Linked DNA regions of Homo sapiens: all the other regions are linked to region 2. A link is a loop called in an ENCODE intact Hi-C map of the cell type or tissue named here. Cell type or tissue: PC-9. All regions are shown on one strand.

The links. A loop is a pair of places that touch in the nucleus more often than their neighbours do. Peaks named below come from ENCODE experiments on the same cell type or tissue, not always from the same donor. Only the 100,000 strongest peaks of a DNase experiment are listed, where the experiment ranks them.
Region 1: it touches region 2 in a loop (2.7-fold over the local background); 3 of 110 quality-filtered maps call a loop at or near these places.
Region 3: it touches region 2 in a loop (3-fold over the local background); 2 of 110 quality-filtered maps call a loop at or near these places.
Region 4: a loop joins it to region 2, with 3 times the contacts of the local background. A loop is called at or near these places in 3 of 110 quality-filtered maps.

What each region holds. Positions count from the first base shown.
Region 1 is chr2:120,912,051-120,920,050 of GRCh38, forward strand. The region is part of intron 2 of GLI2 (GLI family zinc finger 2); the gene reads left to right. Among named protein-coding and RNA genes, the nearest start is that of GLI2, 180 kb to the left of the region's middle. RefSeq lists enhancers at 1-201, 2,493-3,266, 3,267-4,040. In PC-9, no CTCF peak of the experiment used is centred here; a DNase peak (open chromatin) is centred at 3,271.
Region 2 is chr2:120,789,028-120,797,027 of GRCh38, forward strand. The region is part of intron 1 of GLI2 (GLI family zinc finger 2); the gene reads left to right. Among named protein-coding and RNA genes, the nearest start is that of GLI2, 57 kb to the left of the region's middle. RefSeq lists enhancers at 1,018-1,649, 6,259-6,922. In PC-9, no CTCF peak of the experiment used is centred here; a DNase peak (open chromatin) is centred at 3,074.
Region 3 is chr2:120,691,923-120,699,922 of GRCh38, forward strand. No RefSeq gene overlaps it. Among named protein-coding and RNA genes, the nearest start is that of GLI2, 40 kb to the right of the region's middle. In PC-9, CTCF peaks have their summits at 3,872 (motif pointing right) and 4,071; a DNase peak (open chromatin) is centred at 3,889; H3K27me3 peaks cover 3,652 bases.
Region 4 is chr2:120,930,735-120,938,734 of GRCh38, forward strand. All of the region lies in intron 3 of GLI2 (GLI family zinc finger 2), which reads left to right. Among named protein-coding and RNA genes, the nearest start is that of GLI2, 200 kb to the left of the region's middle. RefSeq lists an enhancer at 3,723-4,922. In PC-9, no CTCF peak of the experiment used is centred here; a DNase peak (open chromatin) is centred at 4,307.

The DNA.
Region 1 (8,000 bases), 120 kb after region 2:
GACCCACAAAGCAGGGCCTTTGCCCACAAACGCCTCGGATGAGAGTGCACAGGCCAGGCTGCTCTTGGGTTTGTGGAAGGGCAGCTCTGGTTTCTCCGGCCCCGAAACACATTGTATTTGGGAGTTTTCCCCTAGATCTTAAACCCTGTTTATTTAAAAAGAAGTAGACTCTGTCTGCTTTTAATTCACATGCTTAGCTCATCAAAATATTGTTTTGCAAGAGGTTTTTTTTTTTTTTTTTGATGTCAGGAAGGCTTTGGCATGTTTTCCTCCTCCCTTTCTTCTACAGTCTTATTCTAGGAAATAAGATTCTGGGCACCGCTCAGGGCTGGAGGGTTGGGTCATGAGACCACATATTCTGTGTCTCAGTTTCTGAACCAACAAAATAGGGGAGCAGGCTCTTCCCACGGATTCATGGACTGGCCTCCAGTCCTGCTGGTGGACACCGTATCCCAGCAAAGAGAAATACTGTTTCCATGCGCCACAGTGGTCGTTGGTGGGGAGAGTGGGGAGGGTGGTGGGAATGGCATGTGCTCCAACCATCATTCAGTTAACTGGGTCCAGAATCACACGGGCAGGGAGCCAGGCGTCCGAAAGTGTAACACGGCTTGCCCGGTGTTTCTCCACGGTCCTGCCGCACTGCCCCTCATGACCCCGGCATGGGCTTTGCTTTCTGCGGACCCTCTTATTTGTCGAAGATCTCGGGAGTCCACACACCCACTCCCGTGTCTGGGAACACTCCAAGCTTATCAAGAACGCAGCGGGCAGCAATCCAGGGCAGAACAAGGGAGGTGCTGTCGACCAGCTCTGCGCGGAGAGGTCAAGGGTGTGGAAGGGTGGGGAGAGAGGCACAGGCTGACTTAATCCCTTGGGCGGGGCACCGGCCTCACCCACAGAATCGCAAGTAACCCTCCTACGATTCTGGGAACGTTTGTGAGTTAAATGAATGGAAGGGAGGGAGGAAAGGAGGGAAGAAAAATAACTGTGTTTTCATCAGTAAATGTAAGCGACCAAATAGAAGTCTGTAGGAAGCTAAGATTCAAAGGTGAGGAAGGACTGAGGTTTGGGGAGAATTCTCATCACCATATTTTGTGTATTGATGGGACTTTTACTAAGCTAGACTAGAATTCTGAAGCAGTGGAAAGTCAATAATGATAACGAGTTAGGCCTGAGCTGTTCAGTAGGGTAGCCGCGAGCTGTGTGTGGCTGAGTGCTTGCAATGTGGCTATCCTAATTGAGATGTGCTGTGAGTGCAAGATAGGTACCAGGTTTTGAAGACGTAGTAGGAATAAAAGCATGTAACACATCTCATTAACAATTTTTTTACTGGTTCCATGTTGAAGTGATAGTATTTTTGACGTACTGGTTCAATTAAATTGTGTTATTAAAATAATCACCTGTTTCTTTTTAGTTTTTTTTAAATGTGGCTCCTAGAAAATTTACAATAACATATGTGGCCCACATTGTATTTCTGTTGGCCAGGGCTGCATTGGATGAGTGGACACCTAGGGAAGATTCTAGTCCAAGGTAGAGAGAATTGTAAAGGATCCCTTTGAGTAACATAATTATTGGGACTGACAAGAGGCTCCCAGAAAGTGGCCCTTACGGGACCTGCTTGGATGAAAGAATGGAGAGCATTTTGTCATTCCCCTGTTGATTGCAGAAAGACAGTAAGTCCAGCCCCAGTGCTCGTTTGCTTGTCCAGGTGGCTGATTCCGCTGCCCGGTTTTAAAGGTCATTGATTGTCTGTGGCAGGCCCTGCCTCAGAATGCAGCCTGGAATAAAGAGGTGCCTTGGCTCAGCCTGGGAAACCATCACCAGGGCCTGGTGGAGACCAAATGTGGTGGCCTTACTGTCGTCTCAAGAGCTATGGCAGAGTGCAAAGCTGGGACTTGATGCTCTCGGCAGGACGCAAGGCAGGACCTATAAGCCAGATCAAGAAACCTCTTGTTGGGCTCTGCAGGGAAGGGGCTGGATGCTAGTTAAGTACACAGAATGGCAAGTGACACCTTCACGACCCGTGGGGACCAGACAGAGGAATGGCATGGTCATCCTCCTGAAAGGGAGAATCACCTGCGACAAGTGGGCTTCTTGCCGGGGACCAGTCAGCATTGCAATAGCTAGCCGACAAGGTCCCTGCCAGCTGACGGGGTCGCCAGTGTATACTGTCAAATGAGTATGTCAAGGGGCAGCAAGATTTTAGGGGAAAGCCTGAATCCATCCCAGGCCACCTGGCCTAGCCCTGGCCTGTGACAGGTGGAAGGAGCACTAGGGCCTGGGCACCGTCTCCTCCAGCTCCTGGGCTGGATTCCTGCTTTCTGCATTGGATTCTGCAAGGTGCCAGGGTCCCTGGGAGCCATGGTCCTCTGGGCTTCAAATCTATTGCATTTTGCAGTGGGGAGGCTGCACACTACTTTTTTAGAAACCTTCTGTGACCAAGACAGAGTTTTCAACCTTAAGCAAGCTTGACCAGCCCTATTGTTTCTTCCAGCCCTAAAATTCTCTAATGTGGGACTCTACATGTCTACCCAGACAGACAGGCAGCCCCTCCCATTCCTTGTGATGGCGGGGATCTCCCAGGTGTCCCTCTGGAGCTCACCCCAGTCTCCCACCCCTTGCTAAAGGGGCAGGAGCCCAGCAGAGGGGTCTGTAGGGATGGCCACACCGGCACCCTTCGGGGCCCTACTGCGTGCCTGGCCCTGCACTAGCTCTTCTCCACTTCACAGTCTCCCTCTGACATGGGTCCTGTCCCTATCCTCATTTTACAGATAAGGACACCGAGGCACAGGAAGGTTCGGTGAGTCAGCAATCAAGCCAGACTTGGCTGTGGCACTGGCGGCAGCCTCAGCTCTGTCCAACAGGACACTATGCCGCCTCTTGTGGCCTGTCTCCTGTCACTTCAAGGCCACTGTTGCAGGGAACAGATCCCATGACTGCCTGGCTCCCGAGCGGCCAGACCCAAATGGCACGGGGCTGGCCTCTCCCGTGGCGTTGGCTGGAGCACACTCCTCACCCTGGAATGTGCAGGTCCCTCTGCATCCCTACCTGCCCTCACCAGGAGACCAGTCTCAGAACTCTGTGCCTGGTGTGGAGTGGCTGTGCTGGCCCCAGCCCAGCACACTCTCTCTTTCGGCAGCTAATTTGTCAAGTAACACCTCAGCCTGGGGTGGGCAGTGTGCGTGGGCGGACCCAGCAGAGGCCACGGGTCCTGCTAGGCTGTGTCTGCAGGGCAGGCCTGATTGCGTGAGTGGCCTGGGCCTCAGCCAGCCGGACACCAGCCAGCTCGTGGTGTTGGAATTTCCTGTCTGATTTTAATTCCTCCCCCCACGTTTTTCCCCCAAGTGAGACAGAAGCACTTTTTAGTTGCACGTTGTGGAGTGGCCATTCAGGATATTATTCTTATTAAATGCTTCCTGTGGGGTGGTGGCTGGGCATCAGGAGGGCCTCTGGAATTCTCCTGTCCTGTGGCTTATTATTGAAAATCATGGTGCCATTTGCATAAGGCCCTGGGGAAGGAGGTTTTCCATGATTCGTGCTCTTTTGGTGCTTCCTACCTCTGATGCTTAGGCCAGTGACTTCGTCCTCATTTGCGAACGAACACCTGGTCACCTGGGCTCACGTGGCTGAAGGGCTGGCCTTTGAAAGTGTCAGGATCTCAGAACAGACCAAGGCTCCCTAGCAAGGGGAGAAAGTCCCTGGCAGCCTCTCCCAGCCCTGGTGTGCACTTTCATTCATGTACCATCGAAAAGCACAGACCCCTGGATGCCTTCCAAACCTGCATTCCCAGTGGCACCCAGACCCCTTGCAGCTGCTGCTCAGAAGCACTGGTAAATGGTCACCAGGATTCAAATGTCTCCCCCACTCCCGCCTCTCTGATCTTCTGTGTTGAGTTTCTCCAGTTAGTACAATGCCTAGTAGGCGCATGGACATGATAAATGATTTCCCCTTCCTTACTGTGCAACTGGGAACTATGGAGCCACAGCAAGTGTGGAAATGCCAAAGGGCCTGTGAGTCTCCCTCCCGGGGTGGTCCCTGGAGCAGCAGCATCTGCATCACTGGGAACCTGTTAGACATGCCCAGGCTCACTGAGGCAGGAGCTCTGGCAACAGGGCCCAGCAACAGCCTGAGAAACCCCGATATCAGGGCTTAGTGGGTGCTTCATCATGTACCTCTTACTATGTGTATTACATCATGTGTTCCTCTCGAGGACGCCAGCAAGAGATGTTCCTCATCCTGTATGTATAGGAGAGGCCACATGCTTTGCACCGGGGCTTACACTTCACTCGGTTCAGTGCCAGGGCACAATTGGGCATCCTGGGCTCACTGTCCGCACTGCCCTGAGCCTGAAGAGCCTGCCATCCTCCCCCTTCCTTCTGGCTCTGCCAGGTCTGGCCTCTTCCAATGAGCCTTCCTGGCTGCTCCAGACCTCATGGAAATCTTTTCCTGACTTTGAGGCCACTTGGGCAGTTTGTGCTGCGTGGGCCTCGCTGAATCCCGCAGGGTCAGGCTCTCCAGCTGTGGCAGTGGCTTACACAGCAGCGCCCCGGGGCACTCCCTGTGGGCAGGAATTATGCCTCTTGTTCTCTGTGGCCTCCAGAGCCCATGAGCAGCGTCCTCTTACATTGAGCGAGTAGGGGAAGCCTTGACCTGCAGCAGGGTGTGTGGTTGTGACTTCCAACTGTGGATGGAGAACTCTGCCCTGGGTGGTGAGCAGCTCCGCCGTGGATTCCAGAGACAGCTGTGGAGCCAGGCTTGATGGGGCCCAAAGCCTGTGTATGTCAAGGCCATATTAGTGGGACAATGTGTCTGAACTACATCGTATCCCTAGATCAGACCTGGATGGTTGAAGGAGGGAGCATCCAGCCTCTTCTTTGAAGCTGGTGTCGTCGTTTCTGGTATCTTCTGGGAAGCCTTTAGGTACAACTTCCCTGGGGATTGGGCCTGGGATCTCCACAGGAATAGGAGAGAGCAGAGTCTTGCTCCATGGGATTTGTGACAAGCCCAGAATAAATGGCCAGAAGCGACCTTAGCCATGCAAACAGCAAGCTGACATCCAGCATCATTGGTGTTGGGAGGGCGCTGGCCTTCTGGGGTTCATCACCAGAATGACGGTGCTGATCGCCATCCTTACCCATGAGGTTAACATTTTTCATTTCATAAGGTGTCTTCACATTCCTGTTTCATATAGGATTAAGTGGTTTAACTGATCAAATTGTACATTAAGCGTGGAATGGAAAGTAGCAATCACTCTCACTTTCTTTCTCTCTGTTGAGACTGGGGAGTCATTGACGACCATGTAGCCAGTGGTGCATCTGTTCTTGTTTGACAACTCAGACCTGGCCCAGGGCCCCGAGATGGCACATGTGTGCATTCAGGCCCCACTCTGTTCTCCTGAGCCTGTGCTTCCTGGCAGAGCCCAGAAGCAGCCTGAAGATGCAGTACCCTGCCCAGCCTTGCCCTCCTTGCAGCTTTGTCCAGGCCATCCATGCGCCCCCTTTCCTGGAGGGAAGTAGTACTGGGTTTGGTGTAAAATAATTGAATTGTAGAGGAGACCCCATCCTCTGCACTGCTGCTGCCTTGCAGCACACAGGAGGAGCCTTCATGAGATGTCATAGGCTGGGACCTGGTCACATCCCTTCTGCCTTGGGCTTCTCCTGCTGCTGACTTTCCCAAGAGGGGAGTTATTGCTGCAGCCATGGGATATGTGGCTGATGCAGACAAGGAGAGTGGGAGCCCTCCTTTTAAACGGAATTCACAATAGTGTTCACCTGAACTCCCAGACCACCTTGCAAGTTCCCTCCCCTGCTTATTTTCTGCGGGCAGCATGGACACAGACACTAGGGAAAGAATGGTGGGAACCACCAGAGCTTGTAGTAGCCAGCCTAAGCCTCCTGGGGATTGGTCATCTGGGAATAGGGGTGAGTGGCCAGCAGGGATTAATTTATAGAAGATCTTTCCTGCAAAGCCATGGCTTTCATCAGTTCCTGCATCCTCACTCTGTCAAGCAGTGAGTTTGCACAGAGTACACATCTGTGCATGGAGAACTCTGCCCTGGGTGGTGAGCAGCTCCGCCGTGGATTCCAGAGACAGCTGCAGAGCTGGGCTGGGTGGAGCCCAAACCCTGTGTATGTCAAGGCCATATGAGTGGGGTGATGTGTCTGAACTACATCGTATCCCTAGATCAGACCTGGATGGCTGAAGGAGGGAGCATCGGTGGATGCCTTATATGAGTTTCTATCTGATACATCTCAATGTCCCTTATACTGGGAATGGAGGAAAAGTTCTCTTCATTACCATAGCACCGGGACCCTTGTCACATCTGCTCAGAGATGGGGAAGGGCATTATGACTTATTAGGGGTTTCTACTCTATGGACACCATAAATATTCTTTTTTTTTTTTTTTTTTTGGATATGGAGCCTCTCTCTGTCTCCCAGGCTGGAGTGCATTGGCGCAATCTCAGCTCACTGCAACCTCCAGCTCCCAGGTTCAAGTTATTCTCCTGCCTCAGCCTCTCCAGTAACTGGGATTACAGGCTTGCACCACCACCCCTGGCTAATTTTTGTATTTTTAGTAGAGATGGGGTTTCGCCATGTTGGCCAGGATGGTGTCAAACTCCTGACCTCAGGTGATCCACCCACCTCGGCCTCCCAAAGAGTTGGGATTACAGGCGTGAGCCACTGCGCCCAGCCCACCATAAATATTCTTCACAGCAGTTGGGTTGATGTCATTCCTATTTTACAGATGATGAAACTGAAGCTTGGAACACTCATTACTTGCTAGCGAATGACAGAGCCGTGGTTCACACTCAGGTCTGTCTGGATTCATGGCTCAGGTGCGTTCTGCTCCTATCCCAAGCTCCTTAGACAACAGGGACAGGTGATGTCCTGTAGGACTGTCCTCTGGCTGATGTGTGACACTGGAGCAAGCTGGACTTCACTCTGACTGCAAAGGTTACCTTGACTTCCAGCCTGCCCCTCTACTGCTTTTTTCTTTCTTCTACACTAGCGCCTTCTTTTGCCAAAGATATTGGTGTATTTTGTGCCTAGGTCCTTCCATTAGGAGAAAAGCAACCAGTAAGCCATCTACACTTTGGTGTGAATCCATTCCCATGACTCCCAAGTTCTGTTTGCTTCTAAGAAAATAATACTGTGCTGGATGTTACTTAATATGCAAGGAATTCTAAGTTAAAGGAACATGATAAATTAGTTTTTAACTGGAGAATCCCAAAGTCCCCCATAGTGGGAACAAAATTGGATGTCAAAAAGCCCTTCTCCAGTCATCCCAGAGACGTGCCAAGTAAGAATGCCTCCACTTCAGCTGATTGGAGTCCACTCCTCACGTAAGAGTGCCCGACCCGACGCAGAGCAGGCACCCCAGGAGTGCTTTGTGTGCGAGTGCTGGCCAGGGTCCCACACAGACCAAAGCCTCCTGGCCTGAAGGCTGGGAAGGTGCATGTGGGCATCACAGAGGCCACCTGAGTGTGGCAGGTGGACAGGGCATGGGGACCTATGGTCCTGACACGGGGCCCACCCGGTGGGTGCAACATGGCTGCTCCAAAGGAGTCTCTCTCCACGTGGCTCCAGCACTGTCCCCTGGGATTCACACCTGCAGCATGGGAGCCAATCCCTGGAACCCTCCACAGCAACACTCAGCATCACCGGGCTTCCCCATCCTGGCCACAGCCAAGGGGCTGAGGGCCCTGGTGTTTGGAACCAAAGGCCTCATGCGCCCTTCCTTGATTTCTGGTCATGGATGCAGCTACCGCACTGGCCTCCTACATGGTGACCCTGGAGCGGCCAATTGCCCAAGAAGGATGGGGATCCAGGCCCCAGCCATGCCACTGCCTTCCTTCCCGGGCCCACAAGCTGCACTGAGATGTGTTTGCGCTGCCTCGTCGTAACACAGACCTGTATGGTGCAAGGCTGGGCCTCACCTTCCCTCCATCAGTGCTGGGGCAACTCGATTTCTCTCTGAAACCGGTTTCTTCTCTGGTCCAGGC
Region 2 (8,000 bases):
TCTTTCTTTTTTTTTTTTTTTTTGAGACGGAGTCTCACTCTGTCGCCAGGCTGGAGTGTAGCGACACGATCTCTGCTCACTGCAACCTCCACCTCCCAGGTTCATGTGATTCTCCTGCCTCAGCCTCCTCAGTAGCTGGGATTACAGGCGCCTGCCACCACACCTGGCTGATTTTTAGTAGAGACGGGGTTTCATCATGTTGGCCAGGCTGGTCTCAAGCTTCTGACCTCAGGTGATCCGCCCTCCTCAGCCTCCCAGAGTGCTGGGATTACAGGTGTGAGCCACCGCGCCCAGTCTCACCTACTTCTGTCTCCCTGTGGGAACGCTTTTTTTTTCTTGCCTTAGAGTGTGCCAAGGGCTTCTCCCTCCCTTTGCTCATGCAGTTCCCAGACCCTGGAGTGCTCTTCCCTTTGTGCTCTCCGGGCCAAGTTCAGGACCCTTTCATTCTCTGACTGGAAGCCACAGGGCAGACTGGATGGTCACCAGGAAGCCTCCTCTGACCTCCTCAGGTAGCCCGCCCTTGTGGAGCTCCCACAAGTAGAAACTCACTGCTGCTTATTTGACATTTAGCATATACTGCCTTGGACTTTGAAGCACTCTCTACACAAGTGCCTGCCTCACAACTCTTTACATGTGTGTCTATAGCTGTGCTTTTATACCTTTTGACACCCCTATAATAATTCTGGAGCCTGGCAGGCATCTGTGCATACAAAGGAGTTGGCCATGATGGAGAAAGTAGAAAACTAGAATCCAGCAGACATGCACTGGCCCACCAGCACTGCCGTATCTTAGCTGTGTGACTTCGGGGAGCTTACTTATCCTCTCTGGGCCTCTGATTTTAAGTGAAAGCAAGGTTCGAGATATTGGCCCAGTAGGAGTAGCTGCTGTGAATGGTGAAATTACTTGAGGAGAGGAGCTAGCCAGCTCGGGACACCTATGTGTGCTTGAAGGTTTTGTTGTCTTTCTCTAGTCATGGGGCTCCCGGTGCAGCGACACCCTAGGCAGAGGAGGGGGTCTAAGGAAGGACAGAGCAGTTCAAGAGGACCCTTCTTCCTCTGAGTCAACATGGGAACCATGGATCCCAGGGGATTTCGGAAGAGCGATTTCTTTTCTTCCAGATGTGTCTCCCTTCGTTGTCCTCACAGCCTACTGGGTACCAGGTGGGGTGGTGGGCCATGCACCAAATCCATAGAGAAACAGGGGGGTCTGTTGGGAGCAGTGGCTGTGCACTGGTGCCTCACATACATCGCCACCTTCAAGTTTCTGGATAATCTTGCTGGGGGTGCATCCCCCTCACTGTCTGTGGGAAGCCAAGGTCAAGGTTATGGAGCCTGAGGGGCATGGGGCTGACCCAGACACCATGGCCCTGCCTCCCCGCATCTGACCAGTCCAGGCATCATTTATAGGGTCTGGGCTCCCCTCCTGAGTTTGCCATCTCCCCAAAGGACCCAGAGTGGAGGCTGGGGGCTGTGGGAATCCCTGGCTGGAGTGGTGGAAGAGGGACCAGCGCAGGTAGGAGCTTGCGGTTCCCCTCCCAGTGTGGAATGGCTGGAAGAGGGGGAGTCAGGGACAAGGCCTTTGCACAGCTGCCCACCCGTCCACACTCTGGAAGACCCTTCACACCTTCCTGAGCTCTGCCTGGCCCCAGTCCTGGAGCTCCTTGTTGGTGCTGCTCTCTGGGGCTCTGCAGAGCTGTTATCCTGCTGGGCCCTAGTGAAGCCATGGCAGGCTTCGGTTTCATGTACAGTGATGGGAAGGTGGACAGAGAAGGCAGAAACTGGTGCTGCCTAGGCCTCAGACCCCACAGGCAGGTCTGAGGAGCTGGTGGAGTCCCTGACTGTCCCCCCAGGGCCCTGCAGGCAGGTGATCTTTTCTTGGAGAAGAAGAAAATGGGAGAAGCTGCCCATGTGGGGCAGCTGCTATAATAGGTGTTACGGGCCATGCTGGGAAGGCTGACTGTCTTCCCAGTACCCTGGGAGGGAGGGTACTCTGCATCACTGGGGAGCAAACTGAGGCTCCGAGAGGGGAAGTAACATGGCCACAGACACACAGTGGATGCAGACTATGCTGGTCCAGGCACACATGCATCTCTCATTGTGGGAGAATTCAATGCCTCATGTTTTAAAATAGGATTATTTTGCCGCTGGCAGTAAAATGCCAGAAGTCCTGGGGAACCCTTACGTTCCCCACGTCCCTATCTCCTTCAGGGTGGAGGAGTGAGTGTAAATTTGTCTGGATGGGACAGTGGGGACTGACCTGAGGAGTCAGAGCCCGCTTTGCTCCTAGGCTGCCAGCCTTGGCATTGTGGCACTGGACTGGTGTCCCTGAGGTCATTTTCCCAGTGGAGACAGTGGTGTGAGGGGAGAGGAAAGGACTGGTGCCCAGCTCCTGGTGGATACAAGACAGAGTCCTCAGGGCCTCAGGCCGTGAGTCGGCTGCTTCCCTTTTAGCTGTCATGAGGTTAGAATGACGATTTCCCTTAATCAGGGTGGCGGTGTGCTCTTCACTCTGGGAAATTTCACTTTTTATCTCATTGGATCTTAAAAATAAGTCTGTGATCAAGGCAGGGCACATGTTTATCTCTCATGTATGTGCATGTGTTTGCCTGGGTCTGTGTCCTTGTAATATATACATGTGCATGTGTGAGTGTTCATGTACCTCTGCATGTAACTACATGTATCCTGTATGTGTGCACGTGTGTGGCTGCATATGTGCTGTGAGTGTATGTGTGATGCAGGTGACCATGTGTGACTTTATATATGTGTGTGCCCATGCACACGTCTGTGACTTTAATGCGGTGTGCACGTGTGTGTGTGGCCTGCGTGCAGGTGTATGCATGTGTGTGGCTGTGTATATGGTTTGTCGGCGTATGTTCTGTGTGCTGTGTGAGTGTGTGAGCCTGCGTGTGTGTGTGCATCCATGTGTGCCTATGCGTGTGGGTCCTGGGCACGCATGCCGCACGACTGAGATCACAGCAGAGGTGAGAACACCGTGGCTCTGTGGTGGCTGTGACTGCTGAGAGGCGAGGCTTCATCTCTCTCCTGGAGATTGATTTTGCCTGGGGAACAATGCTCTAATTCCTGTGAGTCACTCGTTAGAGGAGTTCAAAGAAACCAGGTGGCGGGAGGGTGTCTGGGATTTCAGGTTTCAGGGTGATTCGCTCATTCTGCTCTGATTACTAATTTATTCTTCAAGCAAGTCCTTTAACTCAGAGTTCTTAACCTTTTCTGCGCCGTGGGCCCCTTGGCAAGCAAGTGAAGTTCGTGGACTCCTACAATAATGCTATAAATGCATAGAAGAAAAGACACAGGACTGTGAAAGAAAGTGATGATGCGATGTCTAAAACGTTCAAGGCACCGCATCTGTGATCAAGAATACATGTGCTGCTTTACCGACACATCAAAGAGCAAGGTCAGCCGTGGGGGCTAATGAATGGCTAGCATAAGTGGGACACCACGGTGGGCTTGGGCATAGCTGCGACTCATGCCAGTGGCAGCCTGAGGGAGACACCAACTTCAGCTCCAAACTAGCAAAGATAAAAATGTATCTTTTCATCAGGTTAGATAGTCCTGCTTTAACTGGAACTTGTAGATTATTTATTTATTTATTTATTTGAGACAGAGTCTCACTCTGTCTCCAAGCTGGAGTGCAGTGGCGCGGTCTTGCCTCACTGCAACCTCCACCTCCCAGGTCCAAGCGATTCCCCTGCCTCAGCTTCCCGAGTAGCTGGGACTACAGGTGCACGCCACCATGCCCAGCTAATTTTTTGTATTTTAATAGAGACGGCCTTTCATCATGTTGGTCAAGACGGTCTTCATCTCCTGACCTCATGATCCGCCTGCCTCGGCCTCCCAAAGTGCTGGGATTACAGGCATGAGCCACCACACCTGGCTGAACTTGTAGATTATTTGGAAGCCAGAAGGGACCTTATGAGCACCCCGTTCGGTTTTTCATATACCTGCTTCTGTATCAGAAAGACTTGTGCAACTAACAGAAATGCAGCTCTTCTTGCCACCCCCTGCCTAGACTTGGGGAATCACAATCTCCAGGGGAAGGCCCAGAAATGCTCCTGAAGCATCTTGCTGTCACCAGTGCCCCTGCTGAGGCCCCAGAGGGCAGGTGACCTGGGTGAACCTCCTAACGGACAGGGGGCTTCTCCGGGCCCTGGGTCCCGGGTGCCCGCTCCCACCCCCTTAGCAGAATTTTGGAGAGTGTGGCTGTGTTTCCTTCGTGGTTGTTTGGACAGCGGCAGAGCTGTGTGTTTTGAAGGTAAAGTGAGGAATTGACTCTTCTCCTTCCCTGTGGTAGGTGCTGTGACTCCCAGTCCCTCTTTTTCTGGAGCTCTGTGGAGCCCGTGGGAGCCATCCCTGGAGAGACCCTCCCTGCTGTCCCCAGGCAGCCCCTGGAGGCCCAGATGAGACTATCCGCTTTGGCTGCAGGGCTTGACGGGCCTGCCTCAGATGAGCTTTGGGGAGTGAAAGTGGCTGCCTGGGACCCTGGGCGCCTGGTGTTTACCTAGAAATTGTGCTAATCCCGCTAATTCCTGTGATTTACACAGCCTCTTGGCTCTGTGTACTATCTTCTTCTCCGGGAAGTGGTGGGAAGGCGAGGCCACGGATGCAGTGGGCACTGCCTGGAATCCCCCCGCTGCATCTGCTCCCCACAGGCGTTCACGAAACCTCAGGTGCATCTGTGTGCACATCCTCTCCCTGAGCCACAGTCTGGGAGCTGGGCATCTGAATAAATGCCCCTCCTCCCTCACTACATTCACCCTGTTTCTGGAGCGACCACGCCCTGAGGTGTCAGGAGGCATTTTGGCTGGAGGATCTGACTGTAGGCCTGGCCCCGTGCCTTCCTGGGGAGTGGCCTTGGGCAGCTCACTCCCCATGGGGGCCTCAGCTTCCTCCCCTATAAGAACTGGTGATGACATCTGCTGTGCTGAAGTGAATAGGTGGGGTTGCCATGAGGAAGCCGCAGCTGCTGTGTTTTGGGTCCGTTCTTCACGGATGGAGCCTTCTAGTTACCAGCTTGAGCTGGGCCTGGCTGTGGGAATGCTGTGCTGAAGAGCTCCTGGCCTGAAGGTGATGAATGTAATACGGGGGTGTTGAGTAGGACATGATCTGACTGCTTCAGGGCTGCAATCATGGGCTAGGAGGGGAAGTGGGGCTTCCTGGAGGAGGTGACGTCTGAGTGGCATCTTGAGAGTAAGAGTTCATCAGACACAGAAAGGTGAAGGGTTTCCAGTGAGTGGCATAGCTTGGGCAGAGGCCTGGCTGTGTGCAAGGGCAGAGCCAGTTATCCCTGTTAGGAGGGTCAGGCAGCCAGGGAGCTGGTAGGGAGAGGAGGCTTTAGGTAGACATGGGAAGACTTTACCTGAAGGCCAAGGGGCTCAGCAGGGGAGGGATGGAGTGATATGTGGTTTCTGGGAAGATGCCTGGCTGAAGCACAGGGAATTACCTGGAGTGGACCAGAGGTGTGAAAAGTGCCAAGACCCAGAGGGGAAAGAGTGCCTGGCACAGAGCAGCCAGCGGGAGAGGCAGTGCTGGTGAGGCGTGCGAGTGCTGGGGGGTGTGGGGTGAAGTGATGGGGCTCACAGTCTTCGTGTGTGTGGCGAGGAGAGGAGGAAGGTGTCTTAAGGATGCAGCTCAGGTGGCTGGTGTGGTGGTGCCTGTGACCAGGTAAGGGGCAGAGGAACAGCAGGCACGAACCAGTGTATAGTGCTAGTAGGCCATTCAGATAGCCAGACTCTTAAGGGGCGGATTTTAAAGTGGGCTTAAAAGAGCAGGCAGCAATCCCTGAATTTCTAGGCCAAAAGGAGGCCCCTGACTCACCAGCAAGCAGATTTTTCTCTCCCCCATCTGCCTGACTTTCTTGGGCTTTCTGGGCAGGGAGTTTTGAAAGACTGTGGAAACTGGCCAGGCTGGTGTGTGCAGATGAGCCAGGAGCTGACAGGAGCTGTGGACATCCTTCATGTGGCCCCTCCATTGTTCTTGTGTACTCATTTTTTTCTACTTAAAAAGATGTGGGAGTATTGTGTGGATTTAAAAAATAAAATTCTAGGCCGAGTGTGGTAGTGTGCACCTGTAGTCCCAGCTGAGGTGAGAGGATCCCTTGAGCCCAGGAGTTTGAGGCTGCAGTGAGCTTTGATTGTGCCACTGCACTCCAGCCTGGGTGACAGGAGAGACCCTGTCTCTTAAAAAAGAAAAATTCTTGGCTGGGCTCGTTGGCTCACGCCTGCAGTCCTAGCACTTTGGGAGGCCAAGGCAGGTGGATCACTTGAGGTCAGGAGTTCAAGACCAGCCTGGCCAACATAGTGAAACCCTGTCTCTACTAAAAAATACAAAAATTAGCCGAGTGTGATGGCGCATGCCTGTAATCCCAGCTACTCAGGAGGCTGAGGCAGGAGAATCTTTTGAATCTGGGTGGTGGAGGTTGCAGTGAGCTGAGGTCACACCACTGCACTCCAGCCTGGGTGACAGAGTGAGACTCTATCTAAAATAAAAAAATGAAAAAAAAAAAAACAACATAAAACAGAAAAGTTATAGGGCCTACTAATGTGGATTTAGCTGAGGGCCCCGGGAGTGGAGCTGACCACTGGTGTCTGCACACTGCGACCCCCGTCCCCACACTCTCTGCAGGACCTTCACACAGCTGCCCATAACCTTTCTGCCCCACTCCTCCAGGTGTCCAGCCAAAAATGCCAGCTATCTTCCCCACCACCTTCTTTAAAACATGTGACCGGCCAGGTGCGGTGGCTCACGCCTGTAATCCCAGCACTTTAGGAGGCCAAGGCGGGCAGATCACCTGAGGTCAGGAGTTTGAGACCAGCCTGACCAACATGGAGAAACCCTGTCTCTACTAAAAATACAAAATTAGCCGGGCGTGGTGGCTCATGCCTGTAATCCCAGCTACTCAGGATTGCAGGAGAATCACTTGAACCTGGGAGGCAGAGGTTGCGGTGAGCCAAGATCGCGCCATTGCACTCCAGCCTGGGCAACAAGAGTGAGACTCCAGCTCAAAAACAAACAAACAAACAAACAAACAAAAACAAAAAACAAACATGTGACCATCAGATTTATCTTCTGATAGAAAGGCTGGATTGCCAGTGTCTGCTCTGACCCACCACTCAGCTGGAGACGGAAGTTGCCCATGCCCCGAATCCCGCTGGGTGTTCCTCCCTTGCTCACAGCCACTTTCCATCCCTCCTTATCTAGTCTGTAGCCTGGTCTGTTGGCTCTGCCTTCAAACCATGTCCATGTTTCACCAGCTCCACCGCCACCTGCTTAACCCAAACCACCATTGTCTCTCCCTGGGTCACTGCAGTAGCCTCCTCTCCCCGAAAAGCCTGCTCTCCGCACACAGCAATGGAGTGACCCTTTTACACCCGGAGTCAGTCCTGCCCCTCCCCTGCTCAAGACCCTCTGATGCCTGCACTTCCCTTCTGGCCACTACTCAAAGAAGCCAGCCTCCTCCCACAAGGCCCCTGGCTCCTGGCTTTGCCCTCTGACTGCAGTGGGGTGGCCCCTCAGGCATCCCATCCCTACCCCAGAGAGGCCTGGCAGCGCTGCCCCGCTGTGCCCCTGCAACCCTCTCTGTCCTGCTTTCTTTTCCTGAGCCACCTCCCACTCACTGAGATTAAATCTACATTTATTTTCCCCTTGTTTGCCCCCAAGGAGAATGTAAACTCCACATATTGTATCTTCCGCACCAGGCATGATGCCTGATGCATACTAGGGGCTTAAAAATATGTTGACTGAGTGCGTGTGAGTCAATAAAGGATGAACATTTATTGAATGAATGGGTGAAGGAGTGAGCGAACATGCAGATGAATAAGTGAAAGGTTCTGGTGAGCAGGGAAGCCACCTGAAAATGAGGGCCTTTCTTTGAGGACCTCTAGGTCATTGTCACTATATTTGTTTTTATTTTCCCCATGATTCACAGACAGAGGTCATTGTTTCTGACTTTATTTCCCTCATCAGAGGCTACCCGCCACTCATATC
Region 3 (8,000 bases), 97 kb before region 2:
TACAGTTTGTAATAGCAAAACACTCTGGGAGCAGCCTCAATAGCCATCAATAGGGTGCTGGTTGGATAAAATGAGATAACATTTGGTAAATCCACACAATGGAACGCTGCAGTCATAAAGAAGCTTTAGACGCCTCTCTGTGCAAAGCCACAAAACAACCTCCAAGGTGCACTGCTCATTGTAAACGTGCTCCTCTCTGCTGGCCCTTCTGCTGCGCTGGGCCCACCAGCTGAGACAGATCAAAGCGGAGCCCCAATCTGTGGGGGCTTGGGACCTCTTCCCCTCCATGGAGAATTCTTGGCTCCCACCCTGCTTTTGGGAGTCCTAGGAAGCTGGTGGTGATGCTCGGGTTTGTGGGGTTTTTTTGTTGTTTGTTTGTTTGTCGTTGTTGTTGTTTTTTGAGACAGAGTCTCGCTCTGTCGCCCAGGCTGGAGTGCAGTGGTGCAATCTCAGCTCACTGTAACCTCCACCTCCCAGGTTCCAGCAATTCTCCTGCCTCAGCCTCCCAAGTAGCAGGGATTACAGGCGCATGTGCCACCATGCTCGGCTAAGTTTTGTATTTTTGGTAGAGACGGGGTTTCACCACATTGGCCAGGCTGGTCTCAAACTCCTGACCTCAGGTGATCCACTCACCTCAACCTCCCAAAGTGCTGGGATTACAAGTATGAGCCACCGCACCTGGCCTCAGGTTTGTTTTGATGCCTTTTTATGGGGTTCCCAACTGCAGGGATCCCATAGTGGGGCACCCCCTCACCCCTCCTTCTTCTCTGACTGGCCCTCAACTTCCTCCCCACCCCACTCCCAGCTCTAGCACTGACCGGGAAGGGGTGATTGTGTGCAGCCCACCCATCTTAGAGGCTGACTGAGCAGTACAGGCCCACATTTCCCTCCACACCAAGGTCTCAACCTCACAGCGCCCCAAAGCCTTTCTTCCAGCCCTGCTCAGAAGTTAATCACTTAGGCATCTCGCCACAGGCTCTGTGGAGTCATCGAGTTTGAAGTCAGGAAAAATCCCAAAGGTGGCACCTATCAGCTCTCCCAGCAACTCCAGACCTTCTCAGACCCTGGTTTCGGACACTCAGCCAACACCTCTGACTGTGCCTCTGCCCTGGGTCCCACACCCTCTTCCTGGCACCGGCATCCACTCCTGAGTTAATATGCCCATTGCCCAGCTCTGTCTACTAGTGAGGAGCACAGTTAGGTCCCAGTCTTGGATTTTTAAATACCCTTCTCCACTCAAAGAACCAGGCCTCCCTGGAGAAATAGGTGGTTCCAGGTCTGGGCTGGAAGAGACAAGGCAAATCTTGGATGTCTGGTGCCAGAAACAAGGGTGTTATTGAAGACTAATCAGGGCCAGGATAAACAGACATAGGAAGTTGTCTGATGGGTTTCCACTGACTAATGCTGGGGCCATGAGGACATCAGAAACAATACTGATGGAGATGACACATCGATCTGCCTAACATCACCCTAACCAGGGGATGTCACCAGCATCACTGTTAGTCCAACAACCTGGCCTCATGTGCCTCTGAAGCCATGCACCAAGAAGGACCCCACGTTCCCCACATAGGATTTGTGCAGAAAACCTGATTCTAGTCACGAAGGAAAAAGACCCAACAGAGTCAAAGTGAGAGAATGTCTGCGAAACAATTGATCTGCATGCTCTGAAAATGTCAATGACATGAAGATTTCTTTTTTTAAAAAAAGGCTAGAGAATCCTTTTAATTTTTTTTCTTTCCTTTTTTTTTTTTTTTTTTTTTGAGACTGTCTCTCTCCATCACCCAGGTTGGAGTGCAGTGGCACAATCTGGGCTCACTGCAACCACCGCCTCCTAGGTTCAGGTGATTCTCCTGTGTCAGCCTCCCGAGTAGCTGGGACTACAGGTGTGCACCACCATGCCGGCTAATTTTTGTATTTTTAGTAGAGACTGGGTTTCACCATTTTGGTCAGGCTGGTCTCGAACTCCTGGCCTCAGGTGATCCACCCACTTTAGCCTCCCAAAATGCTGAGATTACAGGCATGAGCCACCACGCCCAGCTAAATCCTTCTAAATTAAAAGGGACTAAAGACAAAAAACCATAACCAGCAAATGTAATATGTGATCTTGATCGGATCCCAGCTCAAAAAAAAAAAAAAATCAGCCATCAAAGACATTTAGGCGACAACTCTGAAAATTTGAAAATGGATTCAATATTAGGTATTACTGAACTGTTGGTGACTTTCTTAAGTACAGTAATGGTCTCATGGTTACAGAGGAGAATATCCCTATTCTTAAGAGATGTCTGTTAAAGAGGGTGAAATGTCACCGAGTCAGCAACTTTCAAACTGACCCACACACATAAAAACATGTGTGCATGCGTGTGTGTGTGTATCTACATATATCTGTGTTACATCTATGGAAAAGGTGGAAAGGAACCAAGCATGACAAAATATTAAGAATTGTAGAATCTAAGTGACATAGACCTGTTGTTTCAACTTTTCTGGATGTCTGAAACCGTTCAACATGAGTTTTGGGAAAAGCCCATCCTTCCTGTTTTCTAAGCAGCAGCTCCCAGAAGAGGCAGGAGCATTTGATAATGTCCTCGGTAATGATTTCATTATTGATTTCATTAATAAGACATCCTGGTGGGAAGGTGTTCTCCAGGCTGCCTGGAAAGGGCTTTTGACGCTGACTGGGCTCAGATGGGCAGAGAAGCCATGATCAGCCCCTCTTCCTTGGGCTGTACCAGGGTGTCAGGTTTGAGGATGTTCCTCCAGCATCCCCCCACGCCCACACTCCCACCTGCTCCAGTGGCAGGGGCTCGGGGGGAAGGCCTTCCAGCCAGTACTCTGATTCAGGGCACTGACATCGCACATGGAAGGAGGTGGGGACAGCCTGGAGAGCACATACAAGGCGCCCCTGTCTCCTGCTCCCAACCATGGCTGGTTGCGCTGATGTCCTCACACTGTTCTTCTCACCACCTACTGCCCAAAAGGAATGATCCTACGAGGTAAATCACAGAGACTTGTTGGCTCAGGTCCAAAAGCTGCCAGGTGGCCACCCCAGAACGCCCCAGGCTTATTAGATAGCAGCATTCCAAGCAGGACCCCAAAATGCTCCAGACAGTGCTCCACTGCTGGCGCCTCTTGGAGGGTCATCTGTTTCTCAGAGGAGAGAGTGTCCCATATCACTCCACAATGTGTCCAAGTCCCCTGACTTCTGTTCTAAGGCATAAAGAGCCTAGGACCCATTGGACAGGTTGGGGAGTTGGCAGAACTTCTGTGATCTCGTGGAGAAGCCTCCAAACCTGGCCTCCAAGGAAGGCGGTTGCCTCTCCTAAGGGAGTAAAAAAGTGAGAAGGCCCCCCATGGAAACCCGTCAGCCCCCAGAAGACCTGGGTTTCTTTTCTTTCCTTTTCTTCTTCTTCTTCTTTTTCTTTCTTTTTTTCTTTTTCTTTTTTTTTTTTTTTTTTTGAGACGGAGTCTTGCTCTGTCGCCCAGGCTGGAGTGCAGTGGCGCGATCTCGGCTCACTGCAAGCTCCGTCTCCAGACCCGGGTTTCTTACTCCTTCAGTCCACGTGGCCCCTATCCTTCCCTTCTCTTTCTCCCATCCTCCTGATCTCTGGGCATAGAAAGCCCTCTCGGGAAGAACACCGCAAATCTTCCGGTCCTGCAGCCTCACAGCTGCGTCTACTCCGCTGGGGGGCTCGGGGAAAGAGGAGAGTCCCGGAGGACAATGGAAATAACGAAGTGGGTGGATGGCTAGAGGGTGGAACAGAGTGACAATTCTGGCTCCAGTCCTCAAATTGCTCTGAGCAGGGCATTCAAATTGGATCCCAACTCCAAAAGTGCATTTTAGCAATCCGCCACCAGGTGGAAGAGTCGAATTAAGAATAGAGTCGCTCCACTGCCGTCCTCCGACAGCAATAGTCGGGACCGCAAAAACCGCGGGACGGAGATCTGACCGTAGAGGGAGCAATGCGCTCTCAGCTCAGCGTCATATTTCCTGGAGTATTTTGGCCTTTGCATCCTGCAGCCCTCTTTCTGTACCAAGGGGAATAACCCAGCATTTATTGAGCATCTACAGCATTTCAGACACAGTGCTGGGCCCCGGACAACTATGAGCAAATTCCATTTGCAGCAGCCCCGCAAAACGGCATTTGGAAGCCTATTTTGTGGCAGAGGAAGCCAGGCAGAGTAACGCCCCGCTGCTCAGTGGCAGAGGGGGAATCAGAAGCCAGCCGTCTGCATTCGAAGTCCAAGCTCTGCCCAGCACACTTTGTGCTGCGTCCTAAAAGCACGAAATGGCAGGGACTGCTCGGCTTTCCCCTTCCGTGGTGGCATCAGAAACGCGGCTGCGGCCCAGCGGCAGAAAGCAGCTAGGAGTGCAGAGGGATAAGCTGAAGCCTCTAAGGGAAAACACCCCAAAACGACAGCTAAATGGCACACTGCAAACAACAAGGCTCACGTTGCATGTCATTTCAGCACTTCATTTTATCTCCCCGTGGTCTCACCACCCCCTTGCTTCCTCCCATTTTGTGGAAGAGCAAATTGAGCTCCAGACTGGTTGAGTTTCTTGGGTAAATGCCTGAAATCTCACACTCAGACTCAAGCCTTCAACCCTAGCATCTGATTCGTAGCCTCAGGACTCTTGTTCTACACACTATATTGCTTCCCTTGGCTGCTTACGTCAATGTGGCCATCACTGAGTCCCACTAGAACCTGGTTCCGGGTTAGTGAATTCAGACAGGATGGGTGGCCAGGCAAGGCAAGAGAGATGGGACAGGGGCTGGGGAAGGGAGGGAGGGGCTTCCCAGAAGAACTGGAGAATTTTGAGGGATCTTCAGTTCCAAGCAGCCCCCACTAGGAGAGACTGGTGATTGGCAGGCCTGGATTTTAATTCTGGCAACACCACTTACTAGCTTCTCTTCTCTTTAGTTTTCTTTTTTCTAAGACTTGGGGTGATCATCATGGTAGGTATCTCAAGAGATTTTCTCAGGATCAAATGTAAATAAAATGCATTTAATCACTCACACCAATTAAGATGGCTAACATCAAAAAAGTAGAAAATAACACGAGTTGGCAAGGATGGAAAGAAATTGGAACTGTTGTGCACTGTAGGTGGGAATGTAAAATGGTGCAGTTGCTATGGAAACCATATGGCTATTCCTCAAAATATTAAACATAGAATTACCGTCAGGCATGGTGGCTCACATCTGTAATCTCAACATTTTGGGAGGCCGAGGTGGGTGGATCACTTGAGCCCAGAAATTCGAGACCAGCCTGAGAAATACGGTGAAACCCTGTCTCTACTAAAAGTACAGAAAATTAGTCAAGCATTATGATGCATGCCTGTAGTCCCAGCTACCCAAGAGGCTGAGGTGGGAGGATCACCTGAGCCCAGAAGGCAGAGGCTACAGTGAGCTGTGATGATGCCACTGCACTCCAGCCTGGGCAACAGAGAAGAATCCCGTCTCAAAAAATAAATAAATAAATAAATAAAAATAGAATTACCATAGGATCCAGCAATTGCGCTTCTGAGAATATACCCAAAAGAATTGAAAGCAGAGATAGAAGAGATGTTTGTACACTGAAGTTCATAGCAGCATTATTCACAATAACCAAAAGGTACAGCAACCAAAGTGCCCATCAACGGATGAGTGGATAAATACAATGTGACCTCTCCATACAATGGAATATAATTCAGCCTTGGAAAGAAGGAAATTCTGACACATGCTAGAACATAGACCTTTGAGGCCATTATGCTGAGTGAGATAAGGCAGTCCAAAAGGACATATACTGCTGCATTCCACTTATGTGAGGATCCTAAAGTAGTTAACATCATAGAGACAGAAAGTAGAATGGCAGTTGCTGGGGGCTGGGGAGATGGGGAACTAGGAGTTGCTGTTTAGTGGGTGCAGAGCTTCAGTTTTACAGGATGCAAGAGTTCTGCAGATGGATGGTGGCGACGGTGGCATAACAATGGGAATGTACTTGATGCCATTGAACTGTACAGTTTAAAATAATTAAAATGGGCCGGGCACAGTGGCTCATGCCTGTAAACCTAGCACTTTGGGGAGGCCGAGGTGGGTGGATTACTTGAGGTCAGGCGTTCAAAACCTGCCTGGCCAACATGGTGAGACTCCATCTCTACTAAAAATACAAAAAAATTAGCCGGGTGTGGTGGCGGGCACCTGTGATCCCCACTACTCAGGAGGCTGAGGCAGGAGAATTGCTTGAACCTTGGAGGCAGAGGTTGCAGTGAGCCAAAATCGCACCACTGCACTCCAGCCTGGGCGACAGAGCCAGACTCCATCTCAAAAAAAAAAAAATAAAATGGTAAATTTTATGTTACATATGTTTTAACACAATTTTTAAAAATAAAATAATTTTTCACATTAGGAGTAAACAATAAAAGACTGAAGACGATGTCTTTAGTTAAAAAAAATTTAATGGGGGTGACTTGATTTAGAGCCGTTTGTTCTTCCTTTGTATGATTACAAATTCTTTGAGTGATCTCTACCCCTTGGAGCTTGAATCTGGATAGACTTGTGTGACTAATTTGTCACCCAAATGGTGTGGCAGATATGACACAGAGTGACTTCCAAGCCTGGGTCCATTTGAAAAGTCCATTAGGCTTCTGCTTGTTTGTGGGGTCACTAGCTTTTGTGTCCCTGAGCTGTCAAGGATGAAGTCTAAACACCCCTCAAGGTGGCCGTGCTGGGAAGATGCCCAAGTGTCACAGGTGGCCCATGGGAAGATGCTTGGTTCAGCAGCTCCAGCTCAAGTCCTGGCATGGAGTCTTCCCAGCTGAGGTCCGGACAGCATGGAGCAGAGAGGAGCCATCCTCTGCTGGGCCCTGACCAACAGGTCTGAAGCCCTGACCAATAGAATCTGTGAGCATGTTAAGAGGGTTGCTCCAAGCTGTGAAGTTTCTGGGTAACGCATTATGCAGCATAGTAACTGGAACATGTAGGTGGAAATGGGTGTCCCTTTGAAATATCTCAACAGATAGCACGTTTTCTTTCCCCATTCATGTCTTCTGGACTTACCCCCTCTCTTCTCACTTTCTACAGAGATAGATAAGAAGTAAATTTAAAATCTTTTTTAAGAGTGACCCAGATTGGATTATCAAGAAACATTCTAGAATTCTCTGCTCTGGAAACGTCCTTTGAGTCAGTGCTTGGAAATGAAGTTGGCCTTACTCAACTTAAAAGATGCTTTCTGGGGAAAGTTGTGAGTAGATTCAGGGTTCTATAATTAGAATCTTCTTCTCTCATTGATTCCTGTTCTTGTTTCAGAGCTGTGTTCCGTTCATTTGGCTTTTTCAGGTTATGTTCTGTTGGACAATTACTTCCAGTAGTTTAAACATCCCTTATCCTTCCCTGGAAGCTAGAAATCTCTCTGAGAGGTGAGGTATGTGTGACTTTGCTGCCAGGCCCACAGGGAGTGCCATGATTGTGACTGTGCTGCTCCTGCAAGGGGTCTGGAGGCAGGAGAATTGTGGGCAGGGGCAGGCACAGGGGCTTAACTCCTGCACAGTGGCTGCGTCATCCTGGGCAGGTCACCGAAGCTTGGCTCCTCCTCCTGGTGTGACAAAAGCCAGGAGGTGGCACACATCGGCTCACTCACAGCACTTGACATCTGGTCATTCACTTGGCAGATGTGACTGTTAACACTTAGGCTCCTGATGGGGACAAAGCAGGCCCAAACCTCACCCTTGTCAAGCTTGGGTGCTGGTGGGGCAAGGCAGACAACAGAAATCCATTGAGTAAATAAGTATATTCTAGAGGGATTTGTGGCATGAGACGTGCTATGGGAAAAACAAACCGGAGCAAGGCAGGGGCCCAGGCATCCTGGGGGTGTGGTCACGGCCGACCGCTTACAGAAGGTGATATTTGAGCAAAGACATAAAGGCAGTTGGGAAATTAGCGACTGACAAAGAGTCCTTGCTTAACCAAACTTCAGTCCAGCTCCTGAACCTTCTCTAGGCCCATTAGTGTACTTCTTTGTAAAATCCA
Region 4 (8,000 bases), 140 kb after region 2:
AGTTGCAGGCTCCAGCTTGACAGCCCTGGCTACAGGCAGAGCCCCCACTGAGAAGGGAGGCCCTCAGTGCCGTCCTTCCCTGTGTAGGTGGGAGCCCTGGGCTGGGAAGGGGCCTGGGTCTTCACCAGGCTTTGCCATGCTCCAGCTCTGGGTAGGGCCTGCTTCCTTCCCTTGCCAGTGAGGGTGGGGTGTGCGCAGAGCACTTGGAGAAGGGGGCCGTGGATGCTGGCATGCAGCAGGGAGGAGTGGCCCAGCCAGAGGCCCACAGAAATGGCCTTGTCCCTCATGGCCTACACAGCTCCTTCACTGGTTGGATTCCTGAAGAGATTCCTAAGGCTGCTGTAACTAATTACCACAAACTTCATGGCTTAAAACAATGTAAACTTATCCTCATATCATTCCGGAGGTCAGAAGTCTGAAATAAGTCTTATGGTACTTAAAATCAAGGAGTTGGCAGGGCTGGTTCCTTCTGGAGGCTCCAGGAGAGACTCTTTGACATTTCTAGGTTCTGGAGGTTGCCTGCATTCCTTGGCTTACAGCCCCGTCCTCACACACATCACCTTTTCCCCCTTGCTCTGTCCTCACCTTGCCCTCTTCCTAGTCTGTGGGAGTTTTCTCCCCTGCTTCTCTCTTCTAAGGACACCTGCTATTGCCTTTCGGGCCTACTGGGATAATCCACTTGTGGCTCCCATTTCAAGATCTTTAAAGTAGTCATGTCTCTTAAGTCCCGTTTGCTGTAGAAGGAAACACTTAACAAATGCCAGGGATTAGGGTGTGGATGTTCTTGGGGGCTGTTATTCAGGTTATTTGGGATCACTGAGCCCCAGTGTGGAGTCTGGCATCAGCCTGTAGAATACAGTAAATCATATTTATAATTTGCATGGGTCTGCAGCAGGCCAGGCACGGCCCTGGGCCCTGGTATATTGTACTGGTGAATCTTCCTGATTGCTCTGTGAGATGGGGGTTAAGCTTCATCTTGCAGATGCAGACATTGAGGCTCAGAGAGGCACAGTGACTTCTGTGTGACATCCCTGCAAGGTAGTTACTTCCGTGAGGGCAAGGAGACCAGGCTCTGGGGTGCAGATCTCCTCCCCAGCCAAGGAGGGGCTAGTCTGGTTAAGCCCCAGTGATGGGCAGCAGCATGGTGCTCCCAGAGCCCCCCGTCCCTACGCGGTCCTGCTGGGGTGGGCTTCCAGCGGCTCCACACTATCCTCAAGACAGTTGGTTCCCGCCAGACTGAGTGGGGGACACAGCAAGAGCCTCGGGGCTGGCCCTGGGCTCTGGAAAGCCCATGCCCTCACCTCTTCCGCCCCCAGTGTCCCAGGTGAGAACCAGGGCAAAGCTTGTGAGGAAAATGGCCCCGTGGCTCTGGCTTCCATGATGAATGTGGTTGGAGCCCGGTGGAGAATCCCGATCCATCAAGCCCATGTTGTAGCTCGCTTCTCCCTGCCAGCACCAAATGTGTCTAATTACACAGATGTTTGCACAGCAAATGAGGTACGGTGTCATCTCATTTCTGTGTCAGCTGAGCCTGAGCCTGAGCCTGCTGCCCTGAGCTGGTGACCATTTCGTGGGTGTGCCCGCCCCTCAGCCCTTGCACCTCCTGCTTTCCACTGCTCAAGCACCCAGACCCCCTCCCCGTTCCCTCTCAGGATCCTGATAGCTCCAGGGAGGGCGCACCCAGTGTGTGCAGGCTCCAGAGAGGTGTTCCCTGCACTCTCTCATTCTGCCCTGCCCTCTGCCCCTCCGGAGTACCTTGGTCATCACCCAAGAGCCTGCCATTGTCAGTTCTCAGCCTGCCAGGCTACCCGCACTGGGACCCATTGCCGAACCCTCCCTAGCTGTGATTAACATGAATTAACTCACCTCAGCTTTCTCATCTATAGAAGGGCCAGATCTGCTGAGACAACCCACATAACCCAGCCAACTGAGTTATTTTGAGAAGGAGACAGGGTAATGTGAGTAAAGCGTCTAGAACACTTTGGAAACATTCAATGGATATGAGCAACAATCGTGATCATTGTTGTTATCCTCACTTGCTGATTTGAGAAGGGGGCCACGGCAGGCTGGGAGACTGGGTGGCAGAGGCCGGCCACAGCATGTCCTTGGGAGAGTTGACTGTCTGGGGACTGTGGCACAGAAGGTGGGGGATGGGGCTGAAGGAGTGCTGTGGTGCGGTGTGGTGGGGGTCTTTCTTTCCCCCAGTTGAGGAATTTGGACTTCCTCCTTTTGGCAACCAGGAGCAGCGGGGAGTGGTCAGATTTATTTTCAGGCAGCTACAGCAGTAGTTAGGGAGTAGACAGGAGAAGGGCGGGAACTGTGGTGAGAGGACCTGCCAGAGCTGCCACAGTGGCCCTGGGGAGAGGGGAGCAGGACCAGGGCTGACCACCCGGCTGTAAACAGGCAGCTGCACGTGGGGAAGGCAGGGCATGGAGGTTGGTGTGAGGACAGCCTTGCAGCCCAGCCCAGCTCGATGGCCTCCTCATAGACACCCAAGCCCACTCCTCTGCAGAGCACCCTTCCCGGTCACTTAAGGTTCAAATGCACAGCAGGCTTGCATGGCTTACTGATGCTCACGTGGTTCCAGGGGAGGAAAGTCACCACCCACCCGTGGACTCCTGCTGCAGTGTCTTTGGGCTGTGCAAACCACAAGTGATGGGGAGACAAATGGGGCAGGGGTGTGTGATTGCTGGTCAAGCAAGGTTCTCTTGAAGCCCCCATGGGGACATCCCTAAGTCTCCAAGAGTCTGTACAAGGGCGAGAAGAGAAGGCCGGCTGTGAATAGGGCCACACACCCCCAGCAGTCTCTCCAACCTTGTGACGCTAACAGGAAAGAGAAGCTCTTTGGATGCCCTCTGGGCCCCCTGCCTCCCAGAAATAGGCTTGCCAGGGTGTCATGGGGAGCAAGGCTGAGGTGTGGCGAGGAAGGGTCCCTAAGTTGGTGCTCCCCATTTCCTCAGTGTATGTGGTCACACAAGCATGAGTCCGGCCTGCCCTGGGCCAGCGTTAACTTGTGTCCTGGAGAGGAATGTAGAAGTCCATGCTCCTGGTTCGGGGGGCTGGGGTGGACCTTCAGCTCCCTATGTTGCTTTTGAGGACCTTTCCAGCCCTGCCCTGCCCTGCCCTGCCCTGCCCTGCCCTGCCCTGCCCTGCCCTGGGGCTTCAGAGAAGACCAATTTCAGCTGCTTCCTGCCCAGAAGGGCGTACAGAAACTGCCCCATGCAGAGGTTCCCAAACCTGGCTGCAGATCTGAACACACAGGGTGGGTCTTAAAGATGCCCATTCTCAGGCCCTGGCCCCAGGAGTTCTTGTTGATTTTCAGACTAGGGTGAAGCCCGGAAATCTGCTTATTTACAGGCGCCCATAGGCCAGAGTTTGGGGACCACTGCAGGCGCCGCTGCTTGCTTGACGTCCGGGAAAGCAGCCCCAGAGCTGCTTGTTGGCTTTCTGGACTCATCACTGACAGCGCCTCGCCGCCAAAACACGGGTTGTTAAAAATCCCCTGGTTCCTCGTGATAACCCATTCACAGACAAGTCCCTCCTAAACCTATTCATATGACCTAAACCTATTCATATTCTCAGCTTGCAAAAGGCAGTGAGTGTATGGGGTGGGAACAGCTGCAGTATCTCAGCCTTCCTTTCTCCTCCTGCCTGGCACCATCTGACCTCTGACATCCACGACTCCACCCCCGACCTGACCACTGCTGATGGCTTCCTGCAGATCTCTTGATCCTGAGCTGTAGTTGGTTTGCATTGCATTGGCAGTCACGGCCCAAGGCCACCCTTCCTGGAGGAGTGACGAGGGGGCTCTTGCTGGCACAGATGGCTCAGGGTTGTAGCTATCAACCCAGGCCCAGGTATGTTAGGGCAATAGAGTGAACGCCAGCTGGTGGGCATGGGGGCCTCACCTCCCTTTCATCTGCATGCTTGGTCACGCAAAATGCATATTACCCAGGGCCTCCGGAGACAGCATTAAGAGTGTCTGAAGCCCCACTTGGTCCCCGAGACTGCATGTTAATGGGGATGTTTAGCCGGGTGTCGGTGTGCCTTCACTTAAGAGAGTAGTTTCTTTGCTGCCACTGGGCCGAACTCATGAACTTTCCAGTCTGGGGGGATTTGAAGATTGCTTTTTCCAAGGTCAGTGTCCCATAAAGACTGCACCGTTCACCATGAGATTAATGAACACAGCAGCCTGCTCAGCCTGTGACTCACCAGTGTCATCCCGGGCCTTTATGACTCTGTCCTCAGTCATTCACTGAGACGGGTGGGTTGAGCAGAAAGATATTTTCTTCTTGATTCTTGGCACAGCACCCGAGGTTCACGATTCATAGAGGATTGGCTTTGTTTGTTTTTTGGGAAGAACCTTCTCCTCCCTCTGCAAACATGCTCGTTTCTTTTCAGAGCCTAGAGGAAGGAGGAGACTTCCGAAAGGCATGTCCACCTGCCCCCTGGGATGAGATGCTGGGTGGGCCCAGCGTCACCCACCAGGCAACTTGTCCTTCCTTTCCACGTGGGTCCACACTGCCTCTCCATCTCCAGGGAGCTCTTCCTTAAAACCGGCTGTTGCTGACCACTTCTTCAGAGCAACTGGACAGCAGGTAGACAGGGAGCCCAGAAACCCTGGGTCCAGGCGATGTGTCGGGCAGCACATCCTTCCACGGCTGTCTGAGGGTAGACCGACTAGATGTGGAGCCTTGGCTCACTGTGATGTAAACGGCCCTGAGACCCCATCAGGCAGGCCCCTCCCCATCTCTGGGCTGTGGGATACTTGGGTCAGACCAGCAGAGGAGCAGTAGCAGGAGTCTGTGCCCAGCCGCCGGCTTATGTCATGTCACCCTCCCTGCAAGGTGGGATTATCACTCCCCAATAATCACTCCCACTTGATAATTGGGGAAACCGAGGCATGGGGAGGCTGACTGCCTTTCCAGTGACACACTCCTAGTAAGCAGCATAGATTACTTACTGGGCATTTTGACCCCCCACCCCTTGCTAAAATCTTCCCCAGCTCTGAGAGCTTCAGATTCCAAAGCCAAGAATGCACTCGCTGGGCTGCGTGGGACAGACAGCTCATTTATAATGGAATCTGGCCTGTAAAAGTTTAACGAGGAGCGTGTGTGATAAGACGGGCTGGTCTTTGATCTTTACTGAACGCCAAAGCCCTCGCACAAGAGGAGCTGCTGGCTCTGGGTTTTGGAGAGAGCCGTGGTGGTCAGCCGAGAGCAGGAGGGGCCAGGGAGTGGAGCAAATCTTGATGTGCAGGCCGAGGTGGGCGTGCAGTGGGGGAGGGGCTGCGGCAGGATCGGGATGAACTATTCGGTTCCTCTCCTGTCCCTCGGGGTCCCCACTGTCGGACATTTCCCCTCCACACCCCCAGTATGTAGACAGAACAGGGTTGAGGCCGGGGCTCACATCTTGCCTATGCTGCTTATACTCTTCACATCCTTGGGCTTGCTTAGCCCCACAAGCCTCAGTGGCCCCATCTCTAAAATGGGGACATAGTGGCTCCCCATGTGAAACTGTTGTGAGGACTAGATGGGTGTCTGTAAAGCATGTAGAAGCACACCTGGGACATACCGAGTGGCGGAGAGACCCCTGCTCTCATCACTGCCCTGCTAACATTAGAAGGAAAGCCAAGTTTCACTGCAGACACCCTGCAGGGTGCTGGGCCAGTGGTGTCCTATTCAGTCCTCCCAACACCCTGTAAGGTGGGGGATTTTCTCCTCAATTCATAGAGGCGAGAACTGGGCGTTCCCAGAATTTAAGAACTTCCCAAGATTGCCCAGCTTGTGAGATCTCACCAAGCCAGAGCTCTTCCCTATGCCGTGATTGTCCTCAGAGAGGAAAGAGAGTCTCGCCATGGTTCTCAGGGCTGCAGTGTGTTGTTTCTGTCTGCAGACATGGAAACAGAACAGTAATCAACCCAAAGGAATTAATCACTAACAGTAAAGTTTCAGGCATTGGTGGGGTGGATTGGCCTTTGAGGTGGGGAGTCCTCTTAGACTGCACATGTTCAGACTGTCCACTCGGTGGAAGCTGACGCCACTGCCAGATGCATTCATTTATTCAGCCAAACTCATTGTTGCTGGATTTATTGTATCCCAAGTGCTGTCACTTGAGGCCACTCCTGCCAGCCCGAGTCAAGGTGTTGCTGAGGGAAAATGTGAGCAGTGCCCTGCCCCTGAGGCACTGCTTAAAAAGGTCAGAAATTGCTGCTGCCCTCAAGCCTCTGTCACTGCAGCCAGCACTGATGGTATGTCTGGTGCCCGTCAAAAAGTACGCTGGACATGTCAGGAGCCCCATCCCTCCATCCCCTCCTTCCAAGGACTGCACCTCTGAAATGTACACTTGGCCTGTGCTGCCCAAACAAAGTAGCAAGAGTTCAGAGTTGCTTAACTCAGTGGGGAATGTTCTTAATGCTCGTTCCTCTGAGGACACTCACCCAGGGACCATGTGTGCCAGCCTCATGCCAGGCACTGGGGATACGGGCCCAAGGAGGCACAGTCTTTTTTAATAGAATTTTTATTTGTATAAATTTATGGGGTGCAAGTCCAATTTTGTGACATGCATAGATTTTGTAGCAGTGAAGTCAGGACTTTTAGAGTATCTATCACCTGAATAGTGTGCATTGCACCCACTAATTTCTCAAACTACATGCCCCTTCTACCTCCAGGAGGCACAGTCTTGCTGCCCACATAGACCCCATGATCTGGTTGGGGAGAGGGCAGAAATTGGCCAATGACAGGGTGGTATGCTGGAAGAGGGGGTATGGGAAGCCCAGAGCACCAGGAATACAGGAACAGAAAGCGCTTATCAGCGGGGACGCATGAAGGCCTCCCCCCACGTCCCAGCCTTTCCCCAACCCCACCCACTGGGGGCCCTACCACCTTCTTCAGGTTGCCCTGTTCCAATGAGGGGCCTCCACTTCCAGGCAGACACCAGTGCCACTAAGGAGGGGAATCTTTTCAAAGCACATACTCATGAAGGCTTGGTAAAAATCAGCAGCACACCCACCTCGAAGAAGAGATATATGTGAGCTGCTCAGGATTCTCCAGCTAGTTTTGACAGGCATCCAGGAAAGGAAATTCCACACACCACTTTGGCAGGCTGGGCCAGAGTTTAAGAATCTCACTGTGGAGGAGTTTCTATCCAGCCCGCCGGCCACCCAGGCCCTTTCTCATCACTAAAACCCAGGCCTCCAGTGAAATATAATGAAATCTCTCCCACTAACGAAGGCCGCTCCCCACAAACCCCACTCCCAAGACTGCACATCTTATCTCCTATTTCCTTATTCCCGCCCATGGCTTTAAACCCTTGACTTTCTGGAAGATTTGGTTCAGCAGTGCTCAGCCCATGGCAGCTTCTATTACAGACAAAGTCCCCCTGTACTCGGAGGTCAGTGGTGCAGTTCACCTGGAGAGGGCCTAAGCAGGACCGACTCCCCCAGGGCCTCCTCCCCGGACCCAGACACATTCCTGGTTCCACTGCACAGAAGGAGTAAACCCAAGGCTTCCAACAGGCCCCACACCTCACTCCTCCCCTCCCTACCCTGCTCCACCAATGTCTTCACTTTGCTAGGAAAAACGTCTCCCTGATAATCCCCTTATCTTTTATGCTTTTTGGGTTTTCTGTTTGCAAAAACTGATAACCTTCTTATTCTGCTCCCAGGGGAAAACTGATAAAGGGTGAGTGCATGAATCAACTGTTGTGGACCACGTGGCTAGATTGCAACCAAGTCCATCTGTATTGCCTCCTTTGTAGGCACAATTTTATAACTTAATTTCCCTACCAAAACATCAGTGTTTACTTAGTAAGAAATCTGCTCTTTGTCAACTGAAAACGGTGATTTCTTTATTACAGCTCTGCATAGGGAGTGACAGCTGAAAGCTGGCCAGGTCTGGTGTGGTGTCCGGGTCTTTGATGGGAACGGGGTGAGTGCAGGTCGCATATATGGGATGCGTGTTTGCTGCAGACGGGGCTAGGGCTGGCCTGGAGGGAGCCTG